2 separate regions of the Homo sapiens genome follow, and region 2 is linked to region 1. Evidence: chromatin contacts called from ENCODE Hi-C or POLR2A ChIA-PET data. All regions are on one chromosome and are shown on one strand. Each heading gives the region's core, a stretch centred on a gene start or an enhancer-like site at or near the end of the contact. The rest is flanking DNA. Distances are from core to core; before and after follow the strand shown.

Region 1 (5,870 bases), core at 1,593-4,092:
ATCCCAGAAAGGTAGGCATGATTATGTTTTACAGGATCATGCTTTAAGAAGCTGGGACTCAGAGAGGTTAAGTAACTCGTGTTACTTTCTTGTGTACACACCGAACATGTTCCTGAAAGTCTTTAAGAACAGGGACTGTAACTTTTATGTACTATTGGTAATATTTAATATGATCAGGCTGGAAGCAGTGGCTCATGCCTGCAATCCCAGCACTTTGGAAGGCTGAGGCAGGCAGATCACTTGACCTCAGGAGTTCAGCCTGGGCAACGTGGTGAAACCCTGTCTCTACAAAAAGTATGAAAAATTAGCCTATCAGTTAATAGACTTGCTCCTTAAAAAAAAAAAAATTAGCCAGTCGTGGTAGCATGCGACTGTAGTCCCAGCTACTCGGGAGGTTGAGGTGGGAGGACTGCTTGAGCCTGGGAGGGTGAGGCTGCACTCCAGCCTGAGTGACAGAGAGAAACCCCGTCTCAAGAAAAAAAAAAGATTAATACTCGGTATTCAATAACTATCAGCAAAGCAGGCCAAAAGAGCTGAACATATTCTATATTTAATATTCTTCAATAAATTTAGTTAGTATACAGGTTGTTTTTTAAAATGTTATAGGGGGAAGAAGTAGCTGCTCTGTAGGGCCTCCAGGAGACAGCCTATGAACATGAGGTCAGTGGCAGAACAGGGTCAAGAGCTGTTCTTAATTCCTTCACTCATTTAGTAAACGATTCTAACTTTGATCTCTTCTTAGCTACCTTGGTGTCTAGAAGGAAAAATAAGAGTTTACATCCAAGACAAATATTTCCCCTAAAAAGAAGAGCTGTCATAAGAAACTATCAGTCTCTTGAAATTTTCCACAACTTGAGGAAGATTCCCTAGGGATCCTACTCCTTTATTTTTTTTTAAGACACCATTTAAAACTTATTACTTTTAAGGGAATTTCTTTACAATAAAGTCAGTCTCTCTATTTTTTCTCTCTTCCCCCTCTCCCTTTGGAGTAAGGGAAGCATGTTAAAAGAAACCAGAATGACCACATAAGAAAGTTTGAGAACTTCCAGAGAACAGTAATAAATAGGGTGCAAAAACCTTCTGATCATCATGTGGATTGTTTCTGAAGGGTAACTTGGATGAAAATAATTTATGACCATTTCTACAAATAAGCCATTAAAAAACTCCACACACTTAAAGCCTACTAAAGATGCAGAATATATTATTATATGAGATCATAATGGCTGTAGGTTGTAGTGACTTCGTAAACCACTCAGGAAGGACATCAGAGAACTCTTAATAGAAAATAAGAATCAATATGATTATTACGATTATCTTAACATTTTAGAATTGACTAGCAAAATAAGCGATAACTATGCTGTTTTCTGTAAAATGCACACTGTGCTCTTGTATTATTAGATCATTTTCTTTATTGAAAGTGGAAATTGAATTAGATACTGGATTCAAGCCTTATATCTGTCTCCCCATCTCTCTTGATTCTTCAACATGTCTCTCCACTTTGTCTTGGCCCCCAATGTCTACAGATGGACTCAATTCTCACCCATCACTGCTCTCTCTTCCTGTCCCTGAAAGAATCCTCCCTAGACCCTAACACCTTTCAAGCTACTTTGTCCATGCACCCTGCTTTCCAACCTTCGTAAGATTGAATGATCCTTGTTTCCAGAACCCATCCCGCTTGCTTTCTTTTTATGTTAGCTTGCCTCTCTTTTTTTTCCAAACTGTCTGCCCATAGCTTGCTGATGCGCCTACTTCTCTGATTATTCCTTCTCGGTCTCTTTCCCATTTTACTCTGTTTATTCCTTAGATGCTAGGATTCCCCTGAAGTTTCATTCTTTGTCCTCTTTCTCCACACCAGGGGTCTGTGAACCACCTAAAACTGAAAACAATTTTTTGTGTTTTGAGACAGAACACTTTTTCCCCCTTGAGAAAGTATCTGTAGCTTTCATATTCTCAAAAGGGCCCTTGGCTCTTTTAACAAGATTGAGTGTCCCTGCCCTCACTCTGCCTCCTCCTTTTTGCCTTTGACCACCCTTTTTATATGCTAGCTGTTCCCAAATCCATCTACAGTTCTCACTAGGGGCAAAAGAGTCCGACAGCGAAGAGGAAACCAAGATTCAAAGAAATGTTGAAGACTCCGAACAATAAGAAATTGTACTGTACACATTTTGTGTCTAGCTCAGCTGATTCAATCCCACTGAAGACCAGTTGACTCTATGTTGGGCGGGGAGCGGCCGGGGTGTCGGGGGGTGCCTGACAGGGTCATTACTTCAGGTTGTCAGGTAAGATCCCAGGAGGAACTGGTGAAATAAAGGCTATGCGCAAAAACCCTAGTTGCCAGTGGCGGAGGAGAGGGCGCGCCCAGGTCCTGGCGGAGATGAGAACAGGAGAGAAACCCACAGGCAGCTGCACTGCCCACAGCTGCAGCGAAGCCAATCTCTAGGTCTGCAATCACCCTTAGGGGCCAGAAACCCAGCCCCGCACCAGCGGCGCCTTTGACGGACAGCCACCTTCTGCAATCACCTTGCAGTTCACTATAAACACTCCCTATTCCTCCCGCCTATCGCTTCCCTCTCCAAGCCAATCAGAAGAACGGGCGGGATCGTCCTTAGTCGGTTCCTTCTTTTTTTTTTTAAAAAAAAGGTAGCCTGTGCGTCGCATTCCGGCTTCGGGGAAAAACCACCTCCCGAGCAAGGGCAAGGCGGAGCCCCTGTGATGGGCAGGCAGTTCTACCAATGAGGTGCCCCAGCCGCTGTAAGACCCGGCCGCCGAGGTGGGCGGGGCACGCGCGGGGCCTGGCCAATGGCGGCGGGGCGGTGGAGGTTGAGCTGCCGTGGGTAGGGTTAGTGTGAGAGGTGCGGCGGGGGAGGTAATGATGATGGTGGCGGAGGAGAAAGGCGGGGGAGGGGGTGCTGGGCGCTGAGCGGTGGCTCTGGCAGGGCTTGGTAGGGTGGGGGACGGTCGCGGGGCGATCTGTCAGGGAGGGGGTGGGCGTGAGGGGCGCCGTCCGCCTGAGGGGCTGCAGATCCCGGCTACCGCGAGCGCCGTGGCTGGCTTGGCTGTTCCATGTGGCTCCGGCGGGGATGGAGGACTCGGTGGCGGCGGCGGCTGCTGCTGCGGCGGCGACGGAGGAGCGGCTATGAGAAGGGAACGGGGCCAGACTCAGCCCGACAGCGGGATTAGAGGTGTGAGGAGGGGGCGGGAGTGGACGAGCGGCGGGGCCGGGGCTCGGGGTCCGGGCTGGGGTCTTCTGGTATCGCCTGGGTGACAGGGACCGCGGACGAGCCACCGCCTGTCTCCGCTGGGGGGCAGGGGTCTGGGCTCCGTGCGTGAGGAGACTGGGCTCCGGCGGACTGTTTCCCTGAGGATGGGGGAGGGAGGCACCGCACCCTGCACAGTCCACTTGCCCCGCTGGTCATTGCTTCACCCCCAGGCAGGAGTTTCCATTTCCCTCCGGTTGGCAGCGAAGGAGCCCAAGTGGCCTGGAGCCGGGACATTGCCCTCTCTCTGCCTGGAGATTTCCCTCCACTCCTCGTTCCCCATCCATTTCCTCCCTCCGACTGAAAAATAGCATTCCTCCTGGCTCCCTAATTTGTTCCAAGCACATATTGTCGGACTTGAGGCTATTAATTATCGACTGAAAAACAAAGTTTATTAAAAAATACTCCACTTCTCCCTCTTTCTGGCGGTGGACATTAAACAGCATCCCTAGACTTTCCCGCTCTGCTCGCCCTTCAGTGATGCTAACAGGGGGAGGTAGGGCCCCGAGTTACCGTCTCTCTGGATTGTTGTTGGTGCTGACTACCTGATGTGTCGCTCCACGTCTTCGGTGTGAATTGTAATTTCTTCCTTGGTGTCTTGCATCCTTGATGTTACTGGCTTTTGAGGTCAGTGTTTTGTTTCATTGTTTAAAAGACATGCAGAGAACTGGGATGGTCTTTTGCAGCGTTATTTAACATGGGTGGTTAGTCATTTCTCATGATTCTCTCCTCATATTCTTTCTCTTTTTGTCTTTGTTTTGCTTTTCAGCCCTCCAGAATACCCATCATATAGCCCCTGAGGTGGCATGGTGATGTCTCCATGAGGGAACCCCTTCCCACTCATCCTGTCACGTATATCATAGTGTTCTTGACTGGGCCATTCATCTAAGATGGGATTTACCCTGTGAAACAGGGAGAAGACTTATGGACCCCAAGCATCATTTCGAGTTGTAGTTGAGTTTTTAAAAGACATACATGCAAAGTTCCTTTGCTTTGGACCCTCTGCATTATTAAAGCTGCTGTATTGCTAACCCAGAACTGCTCCAGTGTCTTGACTGATCATCATGGCTTCAGTTTGGAAGAGACTGCAGCGTGTGGGAAAACATGCATCCAAGTTCCAGTTTGTGGCCTCCTACCAGGAGCTCATGGTTGAGTGTACGAAGAAATGGTAAGATGTACCTGGAGGTAGATTTTGCTGTGCTGTGGCCTAAGCATACTGTGGCCTAAACTCTGGGTCTTCTGATAGTATATTTACCTTTCTATAGTGCACTAGTGTGTAGAAGCTGGGTGGGGCGCAGATAACTCTAACAAGTACTGTGCTGTGCACTGTTGCTGCTAGTACCATCCCTGTGGATTTTAATTACTGCGCTTCAGTATGGCTCAGAGGACTGTAACTGTGAGAGCACACTAAATACAATAGATTTGGTTTTGAGGTTATTCATCATTAGTGTTAAAATAACTTTGATTTTTGTAATTTTAAGGAGACAAAGAATGGCTACTGAAATATTGTGAGCATTAATCCGTATATTTTAATATAACAGGCATATGATTTAATAGAGTTTTAATATAGAAGTCTATATTCTTGTGGGGTGATGGTAATCTATTTTATTTTTGTTTTTTCATTTTTCCTTGCTTAGGATAAAGAATTTTTCATTATTTGATTAATGGAATGCCATCCACAAAACCTTAGAAATTCTTTTGTTAAATGCTTACTCAGGCAACTGTATTTTATTTTAATTGCCTAATGGGATACATTTCTTGGCCAGATTTAAGGAAGCAATTAGTAGTGCTGGTCTGTGATTGGCTTTTTTCCACTTGAGAAGAGTAAATATAGGGCTTTCTTTCCATTGCCCTGAATGATAAACAACAAAAATTTTTTATTTAGTGAGAGAAAAAAGTTAATTTTAAGCAAATGGTCGTTTGGGTCTTGATTTACTGCAGTGATTAAGCAGTAATGGACTTATTGCAAAATAAGTCCATTTCTTTGTCCAGAAGGACTGTAATTCAGGTCTGTAATAATTTTTCTTTTTAACATCCATTTTATTAGATTAAAAAAATAGCTTGCTTTATTCTAGAACTCTTATATTTGAATATTTATTTGGAACTAGTTTCTGAATGCTTTTCTCTTCAACTTATTAGGAATATTATTTTAAAATCAGTTTGAGAAATGCATGCACTCATTACCTACTTTATACCAGGTACTGTGGATTTAGAGTAGAATACAACATAATCCCTGTCCTCAAGGAGTGTGCAGTCCAGTATAAGGAGAGTCACATGAATAAATTCACCGTGAGAGATGCAATAATATAAATATGTATGACATAAGGATTTTAATCTGTCTCGATACAGTTGAGTATCTTTGAGGACGGGTTATTTAACTTCTCCGTGATTCAAGTTTCCATATCCATAAAGGTCATAATGGTGCCACTTCATGGGGAGGGTAATTGTGAAGATTAAATGAGTTAATACATTTAAAATGCTTGGAACAGTGTCAGGGACATAGTGCCTAATAGATGCCATTATTATGTACAGAGGTCGCAGAGGGAAAAACAATTCTTTAAGGGTAGAGGATGAGTTGTTGGGATGGCTTCCTGGGATCTGAGCTGGGTTTTG
Region 2 (5,389 bases), core at 2,156-4,655, 400 kb before region 1:
GATGCCTGTATGACTTTGTTCCTACTCTGTCCCTGGAGATTTCCCTTTCTTGCATGGAGCTTGGACATATCAATCTAAAATATATTTTTATATTTTATTAAGTTTTTCTATGCATTTGCAATAGGAGATGACAGCAGTAGGGGGAGTTCACCCTGTGCTCAACATGTTGACCTGAAATTCAATAGTAATTATCCTTACGTTGATTTGTGTTTGTCCTCCATACATCCAACATCTTCTTAACTACTTTAATTGCTTTGTCATTTTCTTCCATGTTCACTAGAATTATCTCAAGATTTTCCTGAGCTGGGAAAATTTCAAGCTTCCTTGATGTTTCTAATTTATCTAATAGCTCTATAAAGCTCTTGTTTTCATCCTGAATTTTTTTCCTTAGCTCTGAATTTCCTTTGCATTTCACTTGGTAGACTTATCAAGTCATCTTTGGGTTCTCGTTTTACTAAATTTCAAAAGCATATTAAATATTTTAAAATTAATTATATACCAAGTTAATACAAATTATTAATTGTTAAATTAATATAATTAACTATTAAATTAAAATGATTAATTAAGTATTATATATTCTTATTTGTTCTACAATGTGAAGCATTCTCAGGAGTTTTCTTCTGTACTTGGGAGAGAGATTTCTCCCAATCTAGATATCTGGATATGTTTATCTTTTTCATGTTGTGTTTCTTGCTTTTTTTGTTCGTTTTTGAGACAGAGTCTCACTCTGTCACCCAGGCTGGAGTTCAGGGGTGCAATTATGGCTCATTGCAGCCTCCACCTCCTGTGCTCAATTGATCCTCCTGCCTTATCCTCCAGAGTAGCTGGGACTACAGGCGTGCGCCACTACACCCTGGTCATTTTTTCTATTTTTCATAGAGACAGGGTCTCACTATGTTGCCCAGCCTGGTCTCGAACTACTGGGCTCAAGTGATCCTCCTGCCTTACCCTCCCAAAGTGCTGGGATTACAGGCATGAGCTGCCGCACTCAGCCTGTTTCTTGCTTATTTTCCTTCTCTTCTTTCTCCTACTCTGCCTTCTCCTTCTTGGTGTTCTTCTTTTTTAAAATCTAGTATGTTGGCTTAGCCTTCATGCTGTCTCTTTTAATTTTGCACAGGTAAGTCTGATCAGACTATCTAACGCTCTGAGAGTGTGAGGACGAATTCTTTTTGACACCTTTTCTAGCTACCTGTCATTTCCTCAATACTAGAGTTTGGGGACTGGGTGGTACTTCCTTCCTGCTTCCTGAGCTCTGAGGGTCACATGGACAGGTGAAGGACAGAGCTGGGCCTGGCTCCCTCCTGACGTGGGCTAGCATCCCACACCTGGGTCTGCTCCACTTGGCAGGCACATGTCCCCTCCTGGGACTTCAGCTCATTCCCTTGGACAGCACAGAGTTCTGAACAGCAGCAAGTCCAGCCAGCCACTCCTCCAGCCGCTGCTGGCTTCTGTGATGGTGCCCAGGGGCTCCTCCTCTCTGGAGCTTCTCCTGGACTCCCCAGGCTGCCTTTAGCATCTTGGCCCTCTTTGTGCCGAACTGAGAGGTGCTGGTGACCCTTCTTGGGATCCTGTTCTCTTACCTTCCCTCATTTGGCTTCAGCTATGTGTGTGGGAGAGAGACAGCTAACATTCCATTCTGAGACCCTCTATTTCTTCCCTCTTGACACCTTTTCAGTCTTATGTCATAAGGTTGTACTATTTTCCATGTGTGGTTGCCTCTGGTTAGCTTTTGACTTTTTTGTTTTTGTTTTGTTTTGAGATGGAGTTTCACTCTTGTCACCCGGGCTGGAATGCAATGGCACAATCTTGGCTCACTGCAACCTCTGCCTCCCAGGTTCAAGCAATTCTCCTGCCTCAGCCTCCCAAGTAGCTGGGACTACAGGCACCCGTCACCACGCCCGGCTAATTTTTGTATTTTTAGTAGAGCCTATTGTCCAGGCTGGCCTCAAACTCCTGACCTCAGGTGATCTGCCCGCCTCAGCCTCCCAAAGTGCTGGGATTACAGAGATGAGCGACTGCACCCTGCCAGCTTTTGACTTTTTTCAAAAAAATTATTCTTTGATCACCTTATGATGTGCCAGGGAGAAGGAGGGGTGCTTCTGGCCTCGCTTGTGCCACCCTTACCCAAAATCCAGGCACATGTGCTGTCGAGGCTCCACGCAAGACCCCAGGAACTCCTGGGTCTTTGCTACCGCCAGAGGGTTGCACCTGCTTCTCAGACAGAAGACCCCCGTCTCATGGTTTCTCTTTCTCAGGCCTCCAAACCCCTGGTTATTTCATCTTTGAAATGAGTGTTTCATATGCAATTAACCTATGTTGAAACTTTACCAACTCTAAAGTGAAATTATACTTCCTTCCTACATCTAACTCTACCTAACCATAGAGTTCCCCTCCCGAGTATTTCTGAAAGTTTCCCAGGGACAGCTTTGCACAGCTCCAGAAAGTATCTCTCACTCTCACTCTACCCTTTTCTTCTTGCTGCCATGATTCTGCCTCTGTAGCTTATGGGACTGGCGACTTAGTGACTCTGCCAGGCCTTGGGAAGGAGACATTGCCCTCCCCAACCCCCCACAGCTCATCTGACCACAGGTTCCACTGAGTTGGGGCATAAAGAAAGCAGCCTTAGAAATTTCCATCTGCCTCCAGAGGAGAAGTGTCTTGTACCCAAAGGCCTCCATTTGGCAGGGGCCACTTTAGCTCCCACCAACAGCAATATACAGGCCCCCTTTCTCCACAGAGAGAGGAAGAAATCCCTCCCTTTCCAGCCCACAACACTCTTCCTTGCCTGCCTTGGGATGACAGACCATGAGGACACCCCTTTCTGTTAGGGGCAATCTCCCTCCTCCCTCCACACCTGAAGGTGTGGTCTGACCCTTTCCCCTCTGAGAAAATAAACCACCATCTTAGTGTCCAGTCTGAGTGTTTTGTTGTCAGAGCCTCAGGCCCGTCTAGGCAGCATTGTTCCCTCCCAGCGCATCGTTACAGCCTTTCCTCCAGCCTGAGGTGAGGAGAGGGTCAGGTCTTCCAACCTCTGGTAACCCCATCTCCCAGGAACAAATGTTGGACAACAAAGCACTCATGTCACCCAGGAGCCAAAGGGCAACCTCAACCAAGATTTTAAAAAATGGACACCTTAGAACATGTGTCTAATTTGTTTGGGGGCGGTTCTACCCATAAACACAATTAATGTTTCCTAACAGGACCCATAATGACTTTGCTCAGAATCACCCCACGTGGGCTTCCTCCAGAACAGCGGAGGCTTCTTGCCTCACAACAGGCGGCCTGCGAATGCTGCCCAACATGGTTAAAATGTGAGCACGCTGGCGGCTGACTCACAGGAAATGGTTCCCAAGGCTATGCCTGAGATAAGGCTGGCTTCTGGAGGCCTCTTTGCAGAGGAACCAATCCCACCCCAACTCCCTGATTGGATAATAAGACTCAGAAGCTCCAGTTCTCCCCTTCCTATGTGGCTTTGCAGGTTCTGTGTCTGACTGGACTGCCACTTTTCTCACGTACCTGTGGTCTGTGCTACAGAACATCCTAGCCACACAAGAAAGGTGGGAGCAGTGGGTGGCTTGAGGCCAACTGAGGTTTCAATCCAGTTCCTCTCCCCTGCCACCTGCCTTACCTGGTGCTACCTCTGCAAACACCACCTGCTGGGACAGTGTGGGTGGGAGGGGCTGGTGAGGAGGATTATTTCCTGTTACTGCCTTGGGGAAGCTGCTGAGGGCATTGCTCACGCCTTTGATCTGGGCATAGAAGGAAGCCACCTGCCCTAGCCAAGGTTTTAGTGCAATGACCAGATGAGAGGCTTCAGGTTACCTCGGGGCCCTGAGTCTGGAATCCAGAGTCACAGAGAATGAGGGAAAGTTGTGGAATCATTGGTGGAGACAGGATTGGAAACCTCTTGCAGCCAGAAAAATCACCATCACAGAGGGAGACTAGAAACCATCTCTGGGCCTGAACCTATCTTTGCTCCCGCCTTTCTTGTGCGGTCAGGTGGTTCTGGGACAGTAACCTCAGGCAGGTGAGAAAAGTGGCAGTGCAGTCAGACAATTCACAGAGGCCAGACGGGACAGGGAGAACTGGAGCTTCTGAGTCTTATTATCCAACCAGCCAGGCAGTGGGGGTGGGCTTCGCTCTTCTCTGCAGAGAGGCCTCCAGAAGCAACCTTATCTCAGGCACAGCTTATGAAGCTCTTTCCTGTGAGCCAGCCACCAGTGTGCTCAAATCTTAACAAACAGCATGACCTTTACTTAATAAAGGCCTGGGGGAAAGCCAGGGCAAGCGTTCCCACTTTAAAGTGCTTCATAAACGACGTGGCACCTGCAGTCACAAGGATGACATGATTAGCCTGCTGTCACCTGAGTCATTTTTTCCAGATGTGGTGAGGGGCAAGGCAGCCAGCTGGTGTCATGGAAAAAGCTCTGGATTCGAGTCTCGGTCAGATGTTGGCTACCCACTCAAACTGCTGCCGTGGCAGCCCTGCCTCCTTGCACGGCCGTTTCACATCTCTGATGTGGGAGATGAAGAGGGGTATGATCCATGCCTGGTATTTTGCAAACAGAATGCATGCATTCATAGATATGAGAGCACTGAAAAAACCCAAGCTCTTGATTCGGCAGCCAGACTGTGTAGGGGGATGTTCACTAGACTTGGTGTTTAAAGACTCAGGTAGGATCCAAGCTAATTCTATTTTTTTTTTTTTTTTTTTTTTTTTGAGACAGAGTCTCCCTCTGTCACCCAGGCTGGAGTGCAGTGGTGCGATTTCGGCTCACCGCAACCTCCACCTCCCGGGTTCAAGCAATTCTCCTTCCTCAGCCTCCCAAGTAGCTGGGATTACAGGCATAAGCCCCCAGCCTGGCTAGTTTTTTGTCTGTTTGGTTGGTTGTTTTTGTTTTTGTTTTTGTATTTTCAGTAGAGATGGCATTTCACCATGTTGTCCAGGCTGGTCTCGGACTCCTGACCTCAAGTGATCCGCCCACTTCAGCCTCCCAAAGTGCTGGGATTATAGGTGTGAGCCACCATGCCCAGATGGATCCAAACTAATTCTTAGTCATGTAAATCTAAGCAAGTGACTTAGTGTCTCCGGATCTCAGTTTTCTCCACTGTGGAATGGAATGGTTATAATCACCCTGCACCCGGCTCTCCTGAGAGGTAGATGAAATCAGATGGGGATGCATGGGAAGTGCTGTGGGGGCGGCGTACTCCGATGTTATTTGATGCTGTCTAAGGTTAAGCCTTCTTATTTGGGCTACTAGGGCAGAGCCCATCTGGGCCTCCCAAGTCCATTCTCTTTCAAGAGAAGAGAGCAGCTGCCAGTTGCCCTGGTAACCCAGACCAGCAGCAGGCTTCCTGCAGGGACTTTCCTGCCCTGGCACAGTTGTCA

What was found. Hi-C counts contacts between places; a loop is a spot of excess contacts on that map. ChIA-PET counts read pairs that join two places held with the same protein, here RNA polymerase II (POLR2A). Pooled maps may share reads with other maps.
Region 2: a loop to region 1 is called in a map of PC-9, with 5 times the contacts of the local background. The contact joins the enhancer-like site here to the promoter of EHBP1 in region 1. A Hi-C loop is called at or near these places in 4 of 168 maps with a recorded cell type or tissue (CD4-positive, alpha-beta memory T cell, CD8-positive, alpha-beta T cell, PC-9 and 1 more) and 13 of 50 pooled maps. POLR2A ChIA-PET finds 5 or more read pairs at or near these places in 1 of 52 experiments (WTC11).

Annotation. Positions count from the first base shown.
Region 1 is chr2:62,702,871-62,708,740 of GRCh38, forward strand. It overlaps EHBP1 (EH domain binding protein 1), which reads left to right and starts at 2,843. Exons shown (of 23, transcript NM_001142616.3): 1 at 2,843-3,182; 2 at 4,027-4,425. The coding sequence starts at 4,322. RefSeq lists an enhancer at 2,550-2,689 and silencers at 2,720-2,979, 3,100-3,179.
Region 2 is chr2:62,301,571-62,306,959 of GRCh38, forward strand. No RefSeq gene overlaps it. Among named protein-coding and RNA genes, the nearest start is that of MIR5192, 98 kb to the left of the region's middle. RefSeq lists enhancers at 1,483-1,562, 3,714-4,241, 4,242-4,767, 4,333-4,402, 4,443-4,512 and 2 more. Within about 2 kb of position 3,406, at least 22 of the 41 ENCODE cell types and tissues checked have a DNase peak (open chromatin) inside an H3K27ac peak, as active enhancers do; they include CD8-positive, alpha-beta T cell, PC-9 and endothelial cell of umbilical vein, where a contact is called at or near this core.